Regions from separate parts of the Homo sapiens genome. Here regions 2, 3 and 4 are each linked to region 1. The links are chromatin contacts, found by Hi-C or POLR2A ChIA-PET in ENCODE. All regions are on one chromosome and are shown on one strand. Each heading gives the region's core, a stretch centred on a gene start or an enhancer-like site at or near the end of the contact. The rest is flanking DNA. Distances are from core to core; before and after follow the strand shown. Region 1 overlaps NFIB-AS1 (NFIB antisense RNA 1). Region 2 overlaps LOC101929507 (a long non-coding RNA gene). Region 3 overlaps LINC00583 (long intergenic non-protein coding RNA 583). Region 4 overlaps LOC101929507 (a long non-coding RNA gene).

Region 1 (3,313 bases), core at 329-2,828:
ACTTAAGTACCCCCTTAAAGGCCCTATCTCCAAATACAGTCACATTCTGAGGTATCAAGGGTGATTTTGGAGTGGCACAGTTCAGCCTGTAACACAGCTTTTCCCTTTGGGGAGGGGTGCAGTGTTCCAAGTCACTGTGCTTACTCCAACCCAAACATGCTCACACACACACAGCATCTCCCCATCCCTGAAGCAGGGGTCGGTTGCTATAGGTCATCTCATTTGTGCTGCTGTTCTTCCTCTGGTTCGCTTCTCTCATTTAGAGAGACCTGCTCCTCCCCTGCCGCACAAGGAATAGTGACAGTGTTCACAACAGGACAAGGGCTACACACTCCCTTCACATCTGTAAAGCTAAGGTTGCTGTTCAAGTGATCCTTCACGGGACAATCCATTTCTACACACACACACACACACACACACACACACACACACAGAGTACCCATTACATAGAGATAACCATTTAAATGCAATGCTGAAGGAAAAAATTGCCATGAGGTATAACTGACTGCTCACCTCAGAAACTAGATTTGGAGATTTTAGGAGAGAAAAACCCTCAGCGACTACATAATTATTCCCCAGGGCTGATCCCACTTAAAAATTCACCTGACTGTACAAGGGATGGCCCTAAATTTCAATGGAAACCCAACCATGTAGCCCCTTAGAGAGACCGTACTCTCAAATTGGTCTTTGTACCTATTTGTAGAAAAATGTTAGCCAGATTATAGCTGAAAACTCTGCTAATTCTGGGGAAGATTTTGGTCTTGTGCCTGGAACTATTGAAGCATATATTCACACCTACCACATGTAACACTTAGTAGCAGAATTTCCAGCACAATACTTTAGTACTTTATTTTTAAAAGAAACAGAGCAGAGACTGAAGCCCTGTTCACTCTGCAGCTTTCTTGCAGGAGGCTCCACAAAAGGTGGTGGTGAGGGAGGTTCTGTGCTCAAAAGAGCTATTTTTTTATTTTTAAAAGGAAAGGAGACACTAAAATCTTTGCTCACAATTAGGGAACTCATGATGCTGAAACATAACATTTGCACCTGCCTGTAGATTGAAAAAATAATGTCAAATTTGCAAGGCTCTGAGAAAATAGGGTGCGGTGTATTAGTGATTTAATCAATCCCAATCAACATTAGAGTTCAGACAACACCTTACAGACATCTTACTGTAACCCCTTTGGTTTTTAGAGAAGGAAGGGGAGGTTGGAACATTTTAAGTGATTTGCCCCAGATCAGCTCTCCACCTAAAATGCAGGTCTTTTCTTTCAGATGAGCGTACTTTCCACTGCACCAGGCTACTTCTAAACAGGCATTGTCCTGTCAGCCTCAATTGCATGCAAAAAAAAAAAAAAAAAAAGACAAAACCCCTCTCGCTCTCCACTAGAGTCTCTATTTGGACTCTAGAACGGACAAAGCAACGGCTATTTCAACTTCAACTCCCTTAGCAAATGGAAGAAAAGGCATCTGACCCGTGGACTCCTCCAGCTGGTCCCCGGGTCTCACCGCCTGCGGGTCTCCACGTCAGCTCGCAGGCATCGGCGGCCAGTCGGACACCAGGGGGCGCAGCAGCCTTTGTCCTGACAGGTATTGAAGAATGAAGCCAGACTGGGCCGTCAAGAAAAATCTGACTTCCCTCCTTTCAGTTTCTCTCATTGGAACCAGCCCACTCCCCAGCCCCCTTCATTCGCCTTAAAGCCATTTTCTGCTTCCTCCTCATGCTCAGATTCTCAGGGTGCAGGGATGCAGCAGTTCAGAGACCCCTCTCCAGGAGCTCCCCCGCTCTGCCAAGGACACCCTAGCAGTGGTCCACCATTTGTTCTCACTTGCAGGCCTCTGAACTCAGGATGTTTTTGGCTATTCTTCCTGAATGAAGAACCCTATAGAACAGGACCAGCTTCCCAGAAGAACTGTCACATCTATCCTCTAATATCCCTCCCCTTTCCACGCACAAAAACAATCACAAATTAAATAACATGTCTGGGAAGCTCACGCGGCCTGGACCTATCCCTCACCACCCTCTGTCTGCCCCTACAGTCTAAGGACAGCCTTTGGTAGTAGCTACCTACCCAAAGGGACAGGCTGCAGCACCTTCACCATACCTCTGCCATTCTCACCAACCCATGGTGCACCCCAAGCAGGATAACTGCCTCCTTGTAACCCCACCAGCTTGCCTCTGTGTGCCCTCCAGCAGAAAGAAATCCACTTGACCCTTGCCAAAGTCTCCTGATTCCAAAGATTCAGTAATAAATGAGCATCCTCTTCTACTTTAAGACATACTCCTAACCCTGCCCCTATAGACACAAACGGACACAATGCAAACCCTCAGATGTCAAAAACGTACTCTTTCACAAAGACTCCTGAAACTCCTCTGTTCCAGAGGGAAAGGCTACAGGGTCCTTCCTATGCAGGCCTTTGAAAAGCAGCTGTATGTTTACATAGAGAGATTCCAAGTTTACACAGTCCTTTCCCTGTCTGTTATTGGAGCCTCTCAACAACGCTGAGAGATAAGCAGTGAAATCTAAAGCTTAGAGGCTTGCCTCAGGACCAGACCTAGTACAGCGTAGAAACAGCACTGAGGGCCCGGGTGACAGAGCATGGAAACACTTGCTTGTCCAATTGCACCAAGGCCTGGAAGAAATGCAGCCACCATAGAAGATCATCAGATTACATACACTGAGGGAGCCTGTGGTCTCAGGAGCCAGGCAGGGGCAGGAGGAACAGTGCAAAAGAAGCGGTGATGTCAATTCTGACCCGACTCTTCTTTTTACCTGTGGCCTCGCTCACTTCTTTATTTCCACGTTCATCTTAGCTAATGTAGAGTACCGGGAAGTGCTGAGCCCGGAGACAGGTAGCCATGGTTTGTTATCTTGGTGGTGAGCCTCCCAACTCCACACTCATAAAATAATGATAACATCTATTATATATACAAATACATCACCAAAAAAAAATGAAAAAATCAGTGTAATTCCAGGAGACGGAGCAGGGTAGGAGACTTTTACTTTCATTTTATGCTGTTTTCTATTATTTGAAGTATCTGGATTTACGCATGTGTTCCTTTTATGATTTTATTTTTAAAATTTTATTGGGGTTAATGATGCTCTTTAGCGTTGCTGCAAAGATGACTTATGTAACATATCTGGCATGGTACGTGGTCTGGTGCACAGTTGATGCTCACTCAACAGTAGTTTATTGTTAGCTATATACTTCCGTCAGAACTGTGGGCAAATGGGACCTCAAATCAAGAGACCCGGGGTCTGTGGCACACTCTGCTCTCAGATCCATGTATGCCTTTTAGTAAGTCAAGTCCCTT
Region 2 (3,313 bases), core at 396-2,895, 490 kb after region 1:
ATGTTTTTACTCCTCCAAGCTGAGACAATTCAATAAACCACTCAGCTATCATCTAAAAAACAAATAGAACCAAAACTATATCAGTAAAAGTAGGGGTCAATATAAAAAATAGTATATCATACTAAACCTGTAATATAAGATGGTGAAATCATACTAGTGGTTCAATCACGGATAATTAAAATTCGGGAAATACTCAAAATGCAAATGATGGCAAAATTTCCTCCACGATTCCTCAAGGGGTGCCAGTTGAATTATTTTTCCTGACAAAAGCATTCAAGGTTCTATTGAAAGCTAAGGAAATCATCTGGAAGTGAGGAAAATAAGGAGTTAAGCTCTTTAGTCCTTGCTGGTTATTATTACTAACAGAGTAAATTATCAGATTATTGGAGAATTAGTTGCTGTAGCGCTATATTGTGAACTTAGGGAATCGCTGATCTTAATGTGTGCCTAGAAAGGCACCAAATATTGAAGGGTGGGATAGATTCCTGAGAAAAATTGCCCTTAGCAAAAAAAGAAACAAACCACCAAACACCAACCCTGCCTCCTATCCCCCAAATATAACTTTGGTCTCTGATTCTTCTTTTTCAAACTGTTTTGTTTCTCCCACACAATCCCCTTCTTTATTGCCTGTCACGCCCCATAATTCCTTCTTTAATTTTAAAACCCCTGACTTACAGCTGGCTGCTCTTAAGAAATGACCTTTCCCATTTGACAGGTGTAAAAATGTCTTATGACAATGATACATTTGTACACACTCAGAGAGTGGTCTTAGGAGTTAAAAGTAAATGTTCATAATAAGGAATTAAAAGGAGAACTTTCCTTTTAAGAACAAACTGCAGGCATACACGTGTTGTGCAAGTCTTTTTCCAAGAAACATGTTTTAGGAGAAAGAGCCTCAGTGTTCTTCTAGACAAATCTGTATTCAAGTCTTATCTCTACCACATACTAGGACCTTAGTCACATATGTAACCTCTCTAGTCTTCATTATTCTCATCTGTTACCTAGGGATAATCACTCTTTCTTCTTTGGTTGTTATAAAGTTAGAATGAGATGGAACACATAGCCCATGAGGCATGGTTTATGCTCAGAGTATTAGTAGCTGCTCTGTTCCCTCTTACCCTTATAAAAACCATCATAATCAGATAGAAAATCCATGAGAGATTATATCTATTTGTATCTATTTATATGTGTGTATATTCATATCTGTATATCTGTATGCCCAAATGTAAGCAATCAGACAGGCAATGTAAATTGTAAATATGGGAAATAATGAGAAAACAATCTGCCTAAATTCCTGTCAAATTGGAAATAAAAATATAGTCAGCTCCAGGAATTCAGAAATAAAATCAAAGAATCAAGAGCCTAAGAACACAAGAATATATACACAGAATTATTTTCCAGATGAGTCTAACTCATTATCTCCTTGTTGTATATGTTTTTAATACTATGTTCCCTTTAAGAGTGTTGAAGTGTATTAGCAACTTTAGAGAATTGCACCTCACTGAAATTTTGTCAAAAGATCTTAGTCTTTTCCTTTTTAAGTCTGTCCTACAAATCTCCTCTCTTTCTTCCTCTTACTTCCTCCCAAATCCACAGTGACTCCAACAGCTGCAATCCCTCCCTCCCACTCCACCACTCAGTGTGGAACTGTGTTGCCATTGGAGACATCCCCTGCTCCCAGAAGCTAGCTCTGTCCAAGAACTTAGGTGGCGGACTTAAAGTAGCAGAAAGTAGTCAATAATTAGAAAAACAGATTTCAGCCAAACTGAGTAGCTAGAGCTTGGAATCTCATAGCTGAGATATTGGTTTTGCTAATTAATTAGCATAAAAATAATGGTCTATGGGGGAACATAGCTTTCTAAACTTTTGGCTGGGACTATTATAAATGAACAATGTGCACAGGAAAATGTTAATAGTTGCAGAGAAAGGCATTTTAACAGAGTTTTACAGTATGTGGCTTGGGGTCCTCAGGGCAAACATATGCATTACACATCTAACCCCACACTGAGAAAATAATCCCTAATGTTGGTTCCTCTGCTAGTCCTATTAAAAATTCTCCAAAATGTAAAGCCTGCCAATTTCAGGCTAAGAATAAATGGCTCATGGTTCCTTTTGAAACAACATCCAAGATTCATGCACTCAGTGCTGCACACAAAATCACTGTGGGAGGAATATCTCTGGTTTCTGGGGTGCCAGAAAAGACCAATGTGCCTGTCCAGCCCCATTTATTTCAGGCAGGCACCCAAAGGCCACTTTCTGTTAGAGATGGCTAGAGTGGGGATTTAATATTAAAGGATATCAGACCCTATGTTTGCATTAATGCAGAGACTTGGAATCCATAATGGGGAAATGCTGAAAATGCTGTGCATTCTGTAAGATGCCGCTTCTCACGGAATTTAACACTTGACATTCAGTAAAAGATGAAGACTCAGTTCATAACATTGGCCATTTTTTTGCAGATGGCTCTAACACAGTGTTAGTAGTGTGATATTTGGGAATGTGGATGGTCTCCCTTAGCCCTAAATACTTAAATTATTTAAATAGTTAAATTATTTTCATGTGAAAAGATGTGAGGTGAAGGTATAAGTAATAAAAAGCATGGAAAAACTTAGAATTGGTTCAAATAGAATTTTTCTTCCTTGATTAAAAAAACCACTTTGATTTTGAGATTAAAAACTTATTTGGAATCTCAGGTCTCAGCTACGGGATCTCAGATCATTCCTTTTAACCTTTCCTGGGCCTCAACTTTCCCATCTGTAAAATGGAACTACATGGAAGTGAGGATTAAATGGGACAGTGTTACAAATGTTATAAACACTAATTTTTATATACATTTTATAGCTTCTTATGTTATACAATTTGCAAATATAGGCAAATTAATTATTAATATGAAAATTTAGATACGCATATATATATTATTGATTTGATTCCATAAGGATTTATTTAGGTCCTCAATAGCCAGGTCTCACTCAAATTCCCATGTGATTTCTAGTTCCTGCTTGGTAAGAATTCTGCAAATTGTCAGAAACTCACACTTGCCTGGTGCTGGATTACCTGTTAGTAATCACATTAGGGAAGGGGCCACATCTGCACCAGAGATGGTGAACCCAAGTGGACAAACAATCTGGAGCTCACTTCCTAATAATTGTTTACCCCTTTATTCAAGTTATGGCTCAAAGGTTGACTCATCTCTTTGCACTTCATTGTCTTCCAAATTCATTAATCCCCCATTTATGGGAAACTTCATCTTCAAGGCTCTCTTAGGTGGTCTTTTTAACTCCTACAGGGTCCTGGGGTATTTCTGTAAATGACC
Region 3 (3,313 bases), core at 288-2,787, 410 kb after region 1:
TAGGAGAATTGAAAGTAATCAGTGTCAATTAGAAAGACCTTGGACATCATTGGGAATGCCTATTAGAAGGGATAAGAGCATGCTAGAAACAGATGGCTTGAGCAAGATTGTTGGCTCTGTCTCTTCTAGCTTCCTGACCTCATGTAAGATATATAACATCTCTATGCCTTGGTTTCCTTATCTGCAAAAAGGGGATAATAATAGTAGTACATAGTGGATAGGACTGCAGCCAGGATTAGATAACAGAGTATATGTAAATCTCGTAGATCAATGCCTGCTACATGAGTAACTTTTTAATCCACAGTACATGAATCAAATTGCATTGAATCAAAAGTTTTGTGAAGATTTGAGATGAGAATGAGAGCCAAATAAGCCATATCATAAGAAGCTGTGATCAGAAATAAAATGAGGTATGTTTTGACACTTAATGACATTCTAAAAGATTGGGCGGCAGCAAGATGTACACACGTCTCTGCAGAAAATGTGGTGAGGAGGTAGGGGGTTGGGCAAGGGAGATCAATCTCACAGCTTTCAAGTAGGATTCTGTGGGTGGGGAAGAAAACTAGAATTCACAGAGAAGGAACTGGCTGATATTATTATTATTTTTTTTGATGCAGCATTTCAGAAAACATAATCAATGGCATGCGTCCAGTTCCCATTTAGTAACCAAAGAACTAGCTGCAGCTGTTTTTTATGCCTGGTGGTGCCAGTTTGATAGTGTATAATCATATTTGCATAAAGATAAAAAGGAAGGTGTTATAGAACACAGTTAAGCCTATGGTTTCACCATGAATTAAAGGTAATTTCAGACTAATTAGGTATAATTTGTTAAGGAATTCTTCCCAGCAATGATGACTCTGATTTTGTAATTACAGGACAATGCTTACTGTGGCTTTCAAGGCAGGAGAAAGCACACCCGAGGGGGTCGTGTCCCACACTAGGCAGATCTAATGGTGCCACAAAAGACAGGTGTTTTGTCAGATTTCAGCCACACACTTTCACACCTGCAACGCATTAACTACCGCAGCAATGTTAATGAAGACCAGGTGCCTGTTCTCCAGCATAAATGAGGAACTGGCAGGAGATTTGCTGTTTGCTACCTGACGTCTACCCCTGAGTCTCTGAACCCCGTCCTTCTGGTTGAAGGGGAAGGTGAGTGGGGTAACAGGGTTTTGGGTACTTTTGCCTTGGTCCTTTTGAGTTGTGGGATGGAGATACTGAAACATTGGTCTTCGCATTATGGTAGTGACCTTTTTACCCACCCATTGAATTTCCCATCAGTTTCCACCCTAAAGTAGTGGAAAACATTCTTACAGCACTAAGTATCTCCAGGCTTTCTGTGCTGCTACCCCTTTTGTGCAGAGTTCAGCCTCTGAGAGTCCTGAAAATAGCTGATCTGCAGAATCTACAAAATGGATTTCTGGAAAGTGCTGTGTTATCAGCTGCTACCAGGGAAAGTTTGATTGTAGCTACTTGAGTCTTTTCAAACTTGAAGTTTTGCCATTCCATCCGGAAATGAGTAATGGAGGCCTTGAGCAAGGCTTTTCACTTTAATAAAACACAAGGTTTTCATTGTGTGGGGCTACATCATTTTAATGCTCTGTGTTATGAAATACAAAATCTTTTTCTTCCTCCCTTAAGAAAAAAACTCTGCAGCAAAGCTTTTCCCTCCTCTTTTTTTCCTTCTTTTCTTTGTTTCACCTCTTTCAGCTGCAGTTGTCTGCTCCCTGCAATTTCCAGCAGTTAAGTGAAGTTAATATTGTCACACACACACACACACACACACACACACACACACACACACACACAATTGAAAGTGAGGAAAAGAATGAGCAGGTCTAGGTTCTCAACAATAGAATATAATTATCTAACTCATTACCAGTGACTTCTGGCCATGAAAAAAAAAGCCTCTTCACCCTGGGAGAGGGAAGGATGGACAAATATCAAAATGCTTGACACTGCACTTAAATTCCAGGTCCTAATTAAGTTAGAAAAGAATGGACTCATAGACTTTTAGAGTAGCAGATCTGAGTGTGAAAAGGATGGTTCAAATCCAGATTTCTTTAACTCTTCAATCCCTGAAGTGAATATATTGGGCAAACCTTCAGAAATGGATACTCACACTCTTGAGGTGACCTGTTAGTAACATAGATCCAAACCATTCATTTCAGGTCATTCTGCAGTGTTTTTCAAGACATGTTTCCAATGAGCTTACTTAAGATTTTCAAGAGGCACCCTCAAGGTACAAATATAGCTGGGGAGTTTCCAGAAATCTCTGGCTTTCCCTTTCCACGTCCCACCACCTACAACTAAAGCAATTTTAGTTTTCAATTTACTTTATTGATTTGGTGTCTATCAATGATTTAATATATTAATTTTTTTGGATTAATACCAAAACCTTTGGTTACAGCTGCCAAAGAATACCCTATCTTATGGCAGAAAACACTCGTGCCTTTACCAAGTACTCAAGTATTTGAGCAAATCCAAATTCTTCATGTAGACAATGTTAGCCTTGTATGCAGATTCTCCTGAAGGCCACTTCTGTGCACAAGTGCTGAGGCATTTGGACAGAGTGAGAAATCATGTCATGTTTTCAGTGTTTCTAGCAACCTTAATGTCTACAGCAAATGAATTACTTCTTAACGAATGCTTCTAAAAATTTGGATTATAGGTACTGACCAGGAAACTCAATTTCAAATCCTTGACTCCCCAGTCTTATCAAAAGCCGAACTGAGATCACTGACATTTGAGAGATTATCTCAGGCCTTGCTACTCAATATATGATCTATGGACTGGCAGCAGTGACATAATCTGAGAGCTTCTCAGAAATGCCAAATCGCAGGCCCCAACTCAGACTTACTAAATCAGAATCTACATTTAAAAAACTCCACTGTTTTTGAGTCAACTTAATGACTCATTTGCCTATTAAACTTTAACGTTGTAAACGTGTATTCTTCTAGATCAGAAATTCTTAATTTGGGGTCCTTTGAGTCCATAAATTGGCCTCAGGTTTATCAACTCACTGCAATTAAATGCAAAATTGAATCTGGAGGTGTGGCTATGTATGTTTGTGTTTTAACCCGTAGATCCTTGTTTTTGGTAAAGAGGATTCATAATTTTTCAGCTTTTCAAAAATGTTGCAAACTATACTAATAAAGGTCTTCTTATTTATAGTGGCCATGCACTTCTCTGGGTAGTGCTCTGGGACAGAACTCCGGACATAAAAATGCTATCATAAAATTATAATGGAATTTAATTTTCTGAGCTTCTGCTGAGTGTAAACTAAATTGTTCTTGCATCTTCTGCAAACAGG
Region 4 (3,313 bases), core at 311-2,810, 390 kb after region 1:
GGTCAGGATGGTCTTGAATTCCCGACCTCAGGTGGTCCGCCCGCCTCGGCCTCCCAAAGTGTTAGGATTACAGGCGTGAGCCACTGCACCCGGCTGCGTTGCAGATATCTTAAGTGTTCCTTCTGTTGTGGGTTGCCTATGTGGTTCTTCAAGAGTCTCTGTAGAAGCTTCTCACTCCACAGTTTCCTGACTGGGGAACTCTGATTCCAGCTTATTTTCCTATATACCATAATAGCTCTTGCCCTTCAGCCATTCACTGTCTTACAGCTTCCTGCAAGGGGTTTCTTTCGCACTAAAATGTAGCACTGCACAACCCTTTTGCAATGAAGAAGGGAGGAACTAACTGCATAGAGTAATGCTGCACTCCCACTTCTGAGTGGGAAGTCCCACACTTCTCACTTCTCAGTCGTCTTTTCATAGGAACCAGAGTGGGAGGAGAGAGAGGTGGCTGTTGGCAGGGCTGGCTCTGCTCTGGTGCCTCTCAATAACTCTTAGGGAATTTCCTTGAAATTAGAATGTGATAAATTTACTGTCAGGTGCTCAGATTGGGTCTTAGGTAAATGTCAGTGCAACAAGAAAAGTCCTACTTGACATTGCATTACATATCTATAACAAACACCAACTTGCAATATGAGGCAGCACCATCCTTACTGACAGCATCAGCTGTATTGTTGCAGTGAAGTTCAGTAGGAACCAGCACTCTATCAGTGTTCAGTTTTGGTTTTGACTCATCTTTATAAATTTGTTTTCCTCCACTGAAAATTTTAGTTACAGCTTGGAAGTGGAGTGGACTCCTTCCTTCCTAATTACCTTATCAACTAAAAGACGACTTTCTTTTCTTGACAAACCACCTCAACCAATCAACATTATTTCTCAAGAAAATGGAAAAAGTATAGTAGATCTAAGAACTTCTCCTTATTCCTAAATACCAGCAGTCAGCATGACCAGTTTTCTTTTTCCCATTGTTGCTTTAAAACTGATTAAAAATTGCAGAATGGGCTAGAGCCATGCGTTACCTGTGTTTTCATTTCCGATAGCTAATACAATGTCTGACACCTTGTAGGTATTTGAAAATAATTTGTTCAATGGTTACATTTCTCTTTGTACCATTCACAGTGCCTAGCATGATGCTGTGTGCATATTAAGTGCTTAAACATTTTTATTATTGATGAAATAATGTATAGTCCCTTTGCTTCATTTTTCAGGTTGCTTTAAGAAAGAAAAGGTTCATTTAGAGAATGTGTCATTTAGTTTGAGCCACATTTCCTGAAACTTTGCTTTCTTTGCAATCACACCAGAACAAGTTATCATGGGAAGAACCTGAATAGGGCTCAGAAAATGATCTTCACACCTCAGTCCCTTTTAGAGACCCCTTGGATGCCAATGTTTTTGTCTAGGCAGCCATTGGAACATTTATTTTTATTAACTTCTCTGTGCATGTTCAGTGCCATTTTCCTTCCCCCCTCAGCTTTGCAGCATTCCCAGGTGGGGGACAGCCTGGTCAGGAGTCAGGTTCAGGGCTTCAGCTTGACTCATAAATGTGGAAATAACAAAATGTGTTCCCTGAAGCTTTGCAGCATTGTCAGGAAATGGGCTGCTTGCATGCTGTACTTCCACAGATCTGGAAACTCTGCTGAGTTTGGGTTGACTCCAGAAAAAAGTTTAAAAGTGTTCAGGGAAGAGAGGAATGAAAGCGGGCCATTAGTTGGAGACACCAGCGCTCCGGTGGAGTCTGTGTCTTGGCTGGCCTGTTGGCAATGGGCGACTCTGGAGTGTGTGCTGTGTACTGTGGCGGCGAAGTTTGCTTTTCTAAGGATTGGGGCTTTGCAGGAACTTTCCTTCCCACATTTTTCATATCTCAGAAATCTGAGTGGCACCTCTGGGGAGAAGTGGGGTATAGAGTTATTGTTTCCGGCTGGAAGAAACCAAGGCATAGAGCAGTCTAAACTCAGAACTCAAGCATGAGTATTGGATCTTAACCATCTTAGTACCCAGCCTACCCTAGACTGTCAATAAATATGTGGAGAATCAGTGAATGTGTAAAATTGACTTCTATTTGTGTGTCATCAAAGGCAGGAACTGAGCTCAACATCAGGTCTTTTTGTATGCTGTGAGCTACACAGATGATCTCAGGGGGCATAAATGATGGGATTCAGGGCAACTTTTCCTTGTTTGTGTTGTTGACACAACACCTTTCTCATTATTCTCAACTCAGGGAAGAATTTCATCTTTGTGATTTTTCTCTCTTTGCTCCTGGACCACCAGAGCTGTGAGATCCAGAGGACAGGGAGTATGAGAGCAGCAGCTGGGAGGCCAGGAGGCCTCTAATCCTTGCCCTTATTTGGGCCTTAAGAAGACAATATAAAGAAGCTGACTGGTCACCAAAGGAAACACAGATTGTGGGTAGCTGGTGGTGTTTGTGTCATAGCTTCTTAGTAACCTCCCCAGAAGGCTAGAAGGGAATTTGATCACCAATCAAGTAAACGAAGAAGTAATTAGAGCTTTAGGGTTACTTTAAATGTATCGGATTATTTTTTCCATGATGCAATTTCGGGAGGAGTTTTTGTGATTCTTCTCCCCACTCCCCAAGAGGCTTCCATGGCAAGAGTCTCTTGACCTATAATGCTCGTGTTCATATCCTGGCTCTGCCACACACATGCTTTGTGACCTTGGGCAAGTTACTTAACTTCTCTGAGCCTCAGCTTCCTCAACTGGAAAATGGGGATACACTTAAATTACAGGTGTATCATGAAGCCTCAATGAATTAAATACATGTAAAAGTGTTAAAATGGTGTCTATGTGCTAACTATGATTATTGTCATTTTGCTTACACACCATCCATCAGACAATTTGATACAGAGGCCAAAAAATATATTTTTTAAAATTGGCAGTTTTTTAATAGAGTACTGTTTGAAGGCTAGAAAATGAACTACTTGAACTCTCAAGGTTTTCTTACAAATCACAGGCTCCCGTGACAATTCTGATTCTTATGTTTTTTACTTTCACAACTGGTTATTGAAGGATTCTCAGCTCTAATTCCACAAGGTTTTTTTTTTTTTTTTTTTTTTTTTTTAAAGAACATAGTGTATTAGTTCTCCATATGAATTTTAAGGGCATTTGAGTATGTTGGTTAATGTTTTTGAAATCTCCAAATGAAAGGCTTTAAATGTCTTTTCAAGTGTACACCTCAGTGCGCCTCTTCTGTTTTGAGCACCAGTTATGAAATTGAAGCTGGGATTAAACTGTAAAATGTCAGTGAATGGTTTGGAGTCTTCTGGAGTAAATTTTTGCACTGTAAGCACTTTGTTACTTG

The links. A loop is a pair of places that touch in the nucleus more often than their neighbours do. ChIA-PET counts read pairs that join two places held with the same protein, here RNA polymerase II (POLR2A). Pooled maps may share reads with other maps.
Region 2: a loop to region 1 is called in a map of heart left ventricle, with 2.5 times the contacts of the local background. The contact joins two enhancer-like sites. A Hi-C loop is called at or near these places in 1 of 168 maps with a recorded cell type or tissue (heart left ventricle), 1 of 37 single-sample maps with no recorded cell type and 5 of 50 pooled maps.
Region 3: a loop to region 1 is called in a map with no recorded cell type, with 2.7 times the contacts of the local background. The contact joins two enhancer-like sites. A Hi-C loop is called at or near these places in 4 of 37 single-sample maps with no recorded cell type and 2 of 50 pooled maps. POLR2A ChIA-PET finds 5 or more read pairs at or near these places in 1 of 52 experiments (AG04450).
Region 4: a map of K562 shows a loop between it and region 1 (2.9-fold over the local background). The contact joins two enhancer-like sites. A Hi-C loop is called at or near these places in 1 of 168 maps with a recorded cell type or tissue (K562), 10 of 37 single-sample maps with no recorded cell type and 2 of 50 pooled maps. POLR2A ChIA-PET finds 5 or more read pairs at or near these places in 1 of 52 experiments (HEK293).

The regions. Positions count from the first base shown.
Region 1 is chr9:14,351,901-14,355,213 of GRCh38, reverse strand. All of the region lies in intron 1 of NFIB-AS1 (NFIB antisense RNA 1), which reads right to left. It also overlaps a transcript of NFIB not described here. Among named protein-coding and RNA genes, the nearest start is that of NFIB-AS1, 36 kb to the right of the region's middle. Within about 2 kb of position 1,578, at least 11 of the 41 ENCODE cell types and tissues checked have a DNase peak (open chromatin) inside an H3K27ac peak, as active enhancers do.
Region 2 is chr9:13,861,628-13,864,940 of GRCh38, reverse strand. The region is part of intron 7 of LOC101929507 (a long non-coding RNA gene); the gene reads left to right. Among named protein-coding and RNA genes, the nearest start is that of LINC00583, 65 kb to the left of the region's middle. Within about 2 kb of position 1,645, at least 6 of the 41 ENCODE cell types and tissues checked have a DNase peak (open chromatin) inside an H3K27ac peak, as active enhancers do.
Region 3 is chr9:13,937,500-13,940,812 of GRCh38, reverse strand. The region is part of intron 1 of LINC00583 (long intergenic non-protein coding RNA 583); the gene reads right to left. It overlaps LOC101929507 (a long non-coding RNA gene), which reads left to right. Exons shown (of 8, transcript XR_001746621.2): 5 at 305-410; 6 at 876-1,152. Among named protein-coding and RNA genes, the nearest start is that of LINC00583, 11 kb to the right of the region's middle. RefSeq lists an enhancer at 449-1,265. Within about 2 kb of position 1,537, at least 2 of the 41 ENCODE cell types and tissues checked have a DNase peak (open chromatin) inside an H3K27ac peak, as active enhancers do.
Region 4 is chr9:13,960,543-13,963,855 of GRCh38, reverse strand. The region is part of intron 4 of LOC101929507 (a long non-coding RNA gene); the gene reads left to right. Among named protein-coding and RNA genes, the nearest start is that of LINC00583, 34 kb to the right of the region's middle. Within about 2 kb of position 1,560, at least 3 of the 41 ENCODE cell types and tissues checked have a DNase peak (open chromatin) inside an H3K27ac peak, as active enhancers do.